2 separate regions of the Homo sapiens genome follow, and region 2 is linked to region 1. Evidence: read pairs that join two places in POLR2A ChIA-PET (ENCODE). Cell type or tissue: MCF 10A. All regions are shown on one strand. Region 1 overlaps LOC102723834 (a long non-coding RNA gene). Region 2 holds the start of MIR6741 (microRNA 6741).

Region 1 (2,500 bases):
GCTACTGAGAGGTCAAGGAAGAAAAGACTCAAGGCAGTCACTGGATCAAGCCACAGGGAGGTTTTAGTAACCTTGCTAAGACTGACTCCGAGGAGTGCTGGGTGGATGCAGAAAGGAAGGGAGGAAGACAGCGTCACAGAGACAGTGAATGCGAGCTACTCTCCAAAGACTGCAGCTGAGAAAGAAGGACAGATGGAGGGGCAGGTGAGGTCAAGGAAAGTTCTTAATTACGCTGCCATCTTTAAAAATTGAAGTAAATTGTATTTGTTTATATGGTGATGGGTAGGAGGCTATAGAAGAAAGGCTGAAGGAACAGGGAGAGTGAATAACTGATAAGAGTGGAGTTTCTGAAAAGGCAAGATACCATGGAAGGCATTGGCCTTGGACAGAAATGATAAGAATAGTAACAGCAATATTAATAATTAAAGAAAGTTTCTTGTGCCAGGCACCATGTACCTTTTCCATTATCTCTGTTTGTTTGTTTGTTTGTTTGTTTGAGACAAGGTCTTGCTCAGTTGCCCAGGCTGGAGTGCAGTGGTGCAATCATGGCTCACTGCAGCCTCGATCTCGACTCCGCCTCAAAAAAAAAAAAAAAGTGGGGGACAATCTTTAACTGAGGCCCTCACAATTGCTCCATGTCACAGAGCTAATAAATGATGCAGCTGGGGCTCGTTCCATCCTTAACAGAGGAATAAAGGGGAAGATGGACTCAGGTGCAGTAATGTTGCAGGTTTGGTGACTGTGGGCATTGTCCTCTGATTACCTCTATCTCCTGTGAAGTAGGAGGTAGGGGGGTGGTGGCGGAGGGGTCAATGGGAGGGAGAGGTTACCCAATCACCTGTAGTGAATGCTGTGACAGATGAGCAGCTGTTGAGGGCCACATCTCCAGTAGCTCCGGCAGCCAGCGGGCAGAAGAAGGAGGAGTCGGTGACACAGGACTGGGACTGGTTCTCACTTGTCTCTCCCTGTTTTTAACCTTCCAAAACTGAGGGAGGACCTGCCTTAGAGGTGTACTAGCTGGAGTGCCAATTTAGTTCCAGAAAGGAAGTGGAATCTCTGGTTACCTGCCAATGTTAATACATGTCAGAACAATAGTCCTGCTTGGGTCCTAGAAAATTGTGGTGCAACACCCATGTCATTATCGTCCTTATAATTTTTCATAGGCTTTGTAGCAACTTTGTAATTTGTGCTGAATTTCATTGACATACCAAATCTCAACAGCACAATACTTTTTAGTTCTGAAATGTTTCATTCATTCCATCTTTCATTTATTCATTCCACAAATATTTATTGAGAGTCAGGCAGTGGTGGCCAATACATCCAATGTTCCTGTCCTCACAAACCAGGAAAACACACCTATTTTAACTAGACTAGATGTGCGCCCCATGAGGTCATGGGCTTTGATTATTTTATTCACCACTTCATTCTGAGTGCCTGAAACAGTGCCTGGCATGTAAGGGATGCTCAATAAATGTTTGTTTGCAGAGGTGCATTTATCATGAAACTAAACAGAGTTTAAGCTTCATAGCCCCTCAATTGCACTGTCCTCTTTCATGGCTCTGGGAGGGGACTACTGTGTGCTCTCATGGTAATCTGTTTTTATAAAAATTTCAAAGGTAAGATACTTTAACTAGTTCTCTGTCTCTACCCTAACTTCCCCTCTACCACTTTCCGCTGATGTCAGTGACATTGGAGAGGCCATGGGCATTCTGGATATCCAGCTAAGAGGAAGTTGCATTGGGACTACATTTAGTATGGGATGTTGGGGACATATTTATGGGATGTGGGAGACGTATGTGGTATGCTGTCACTTAGGTAGATATGAAGTTATTGCTAGCTAGCAATATATAGCAATATAGCTATATCAGTACATAGGTGACGTCCAGGAATACTCCTTTACTCACTGTAAAGACCCACCTGGCATGTCATAAAGGTACAGGGTCAGATGTGATGTCACAAAATGAGCCTGTCCTGGGCTCCTGGCACTAGAAGTTTGGGGGTGGTAGAGAAACAAGGGCTTTTTTAAAAGAAGGCCTCCAAAATTGTCCAAGCTTCAGGCCCCTCAAAATGTGAATCTGCCCTTAACTGGATATGGATAAATCTAAATCAGCTCATACTTTATTTTCTCTCACATTTACAGACTACAGAGCCTAAGTCAAAGCTTGTTCTTGGACCCAGGAAATATGTCAAATCCTTCCAGTGAATGGTATGTCTTCCTAAATGACGCACTTGTGAGAACAGCTGGACCTAACTGTCTAAAGGACAGCTAGCTTCCAGCCCGATTTTCAGAGCTGATATATCAAAATCTAATTCCTTTTACAGAATAGCCAAATAAATATTTTCACTGTCAAATTCTTCACACCAAATGCTGTACAAGCAAAATCATTATACCTTAGATAATGACTGTATTATATTCGTAGATTTCTAGTGGTGTTCATTTATTCACTCACTCACTTGATAAATACACGAAGTCCTTACTACAAGTCAGGTATTGGGGGTA
Region 2 (2,500 bases), 210 kb after region 1:
CCCAGCTTCCCAACCAACTCCCACCTCAGTTCAGTGATGCACAAGAACCCCCATTCTACACCCTGGTCCTGAACATGCGGGGGAAAGATACTGACCAGCAAAGCCTGGGCCCCGAGTTGGATTGCCAGGCGCCGTGGCAAACCCATCTTCACCCCACCATCAGCCAATGCGTCCAGAGCCATGAATGCCTGTGGAGACACTCACTAAGCCCCAGGCCATAGGCACTGAAGGGCCTTTCCTTAGGTCTGCTTTCTGATGACTAGAACTAGCTCCAAGGGTCAGCATCCTGTACCAGCCAGCTGTGCCCAAGAGGTGGGCGCCACCCCCAGTCCAAGCCTGCCTGCCAGCCCATCTTGCTGCCTGGGTTCCTAGAAGGCTGAGCGAGCAAATGAGGGCCTCACATAGGCAGGCCCGCTGCCACTGAGCCCCGTGACGGCATCGATGAGGTCCTCTTCCACCTCAGTGCAGAAGCCCACGCTGCTCATGAGCTGCTCCAGGAGCTGCCCATCCTCCACCAGGGCATGGGTGCCCGTGGCGTACACTGTAGCGCCTTCCTGCACTACCACAGGTGTGTTGGTCATGCAGCGAATCACTTTGGGGGCTGGCTGGAATGCCATCAGCTTCTAGGGTGAGGGAGAGAGCCGAATGAGTGGCCAGGGCACGGCTCCCACCAGCACCCACCCATTAGCTGCCATTCGTGGGTCAACCCTCCCCTCACACAAGGGGCATCAGGGCTGAGATGGGCACCTTCTCCACAGAGCTGATGGTGACACCAGCCGCACAGGAGACCACGATGTGTCTGGCTTGCACGTCGGCCCCAATCTCATCCAGGATGAAGGGGATGATATGTGGCTTCACAGCCAGAAACAGGACGTCGCTGTGCTTCACCGTCTCCTTGTTGCTGCGTGTCAGGTTCACACCCATCTTCTGCAAGAGGAGACTCCCAGCTCACAGTGCTGGAGCAGCCTGGCTATGCCAAGGCCTCCCAGGGAGCAGCTGAACCCCTGCCAAACCGATTCTGCCAGATGCAGCCTGGAATTCTTAGCTTTATGCCCTCAGGGTTCTACCCCTACCCCAAATAATACAGTTTCCCATTGTTGCTACTGGACAAGTAAGCACAGGCTTGGAGCATGACAAGCTTCTCCATGGTAACCAGGAAGTGGCTGCCCTTCTTCCCTGCCAATCTTCTGGTATCTAAGGCACTCCTCTGCCAGGTAAGAAGGCCCTATGGTGAAAGTGGCAGGGCAAAGGGAAATGCTAATACCTGGTCGTTAAAAGCACAGCTGAGTCAGGCCCTATCCTAACCCTGGCCGCTTGTTCGTGGGGACCGCACAGTCTCCATGTGGTCCAGGGCTAGGCTGGAAGCCATCCATCCCTCTATGACTCCAAACTGAGAAGCAGGACCCTCCAGTGCTAGGGACATCAGCCCACCCTAGGCACAGACACTGCCTGTCACCTGCCTCATCAGCCATCCTCTCCCACAGAGCACAGGTTTTGGGTGAAGACTTGGAATATGTTTTTGGAGAACAGAACAACTAACTCACCAGATTCTTCCCAATATGCTCATTCACGACTCAGAATAACAGCAAAGTGGCCACTGTTGTAAATGAGGAAATAGCCTCAAAGTGGCTGAGTACTTTAAGGTCATACAACTCGTCTATTAAGAAAAATGGCTGAGCGCAGTGGCTCACCCCTGTAATCCCAGCACTTTGGGAGGCCAAGGCGGGCAGATCACTTGAGGCCAGGAGTTCGAGACCAGCCTGGCCAACAGTATTCTCTACCAAAAATACAAAAATTAGCTGCGCGTGGTGGATGCCTGTAATTCCAGCTACTCGGGAGGCTGAGGTGGGAGGCTGAGGTGGGAGGCGGAGGTTACAGTGAGCTGAGATCGCGCCACTGCACTCCAGCTTGGGCGACAGAGTAAGACCCTGTCTGAAAAAAAATTTAAAAAATGAGTATTTATTAGGTACCTACTATGTGCCAGGTGCTTTCATCACATAATCACCTCAGTTAATCCTCTACCACTCCAGTGTCTGGATCTGACCCCCAGTTATGTCTCCCTGGGTGTTCCCACCACATTGAGCTGCCCAAGAGAAGGTGGAAAGATTGTCACGTTCCTGGAGTAAAGGTCACCGCCGGCCAAAGACCAGCACTTGGGCGCAGGGGCCGGCCAGACTCACTTCATCTCAGGTCATCCTTTTCCTGGGCCTCCACCCGCTTCCCACTCCGCCCGGCTCCACCTACCCTGAGCGCGGACACCGTGGGCAGGTTCATTTCTGGGGAGCTGGCTATTATCTTGTGAGCCGACAGGATGCCTGCAGAAGACAGAGCTTTTCAACTAGGGGTCGCGGCCCAGCCCGTTACCACGCTTTCCCTGGCTCTAAAACCCAGAGCCGTCCTAACAGTGCCAGTCTCCCTCTCCCCCTCAACCCTCTACGAGGACAGAAGACGCACTTGCTGCTCAACCAGAGTCTCATCTACCCCACCGGACGCAAACTCC

Evidence for each region. ChIA-PET counts read pairs that join two places held together with the same protein. Peaks named below come from ENCODE experiments on the same cell type or tissue, not always from the same donor. Only the 100,000 strongest peaks of a DNase experiment are listed, where the experiment ranks them.
Region 2: POLR2A ChIA-PET joins it to region 1 with 10 read pairs; 2 of 35 experiments call an interaction of 5 or more read pairs at or near these places.

The regions. Positions count from the first base shown.
Region 1 is chr1:225,708,363-225,710,862 of GRCh38, forward strand. It overlaps LOC102723834 (a long non-coding RNA gene), which reads left to right. Exons shown (of 4, transcript XR_426933.4): 3 at 2,141-2,206. Among named protein-coding and RNA genes, the nearest start is that of ENAH, 56 kb to the left of the region's middle. RefSeq lists an enhancer at 1,912-2,500. In MCF 10A, no CTCF peak of the experiment used is centred here; a DNase peak (open chromatin) is centred at 1,019.
Region 2 is chr1:225,921,457-225,923,956 of GRCh38, forward strand. It overlaps PYCR2 (pyrroline-5-carboxylate reductase 2), which reads right to left. Exons shown (of 7, transcript NM_013328.4): 2 at 2,245-2,315; 3 at 748-927; 4 at 402-623; 5 at 96-188. MIR6741 (microRNA 6741) reads right to left here and starts at 686; the gene lies at 624-686. RefSeq lists a silencer at 2,391-2,500. In MCF 10A, no CTCF peak of the experiment used is centred here; a DNase peak (open chromatin) is centred at 1,075.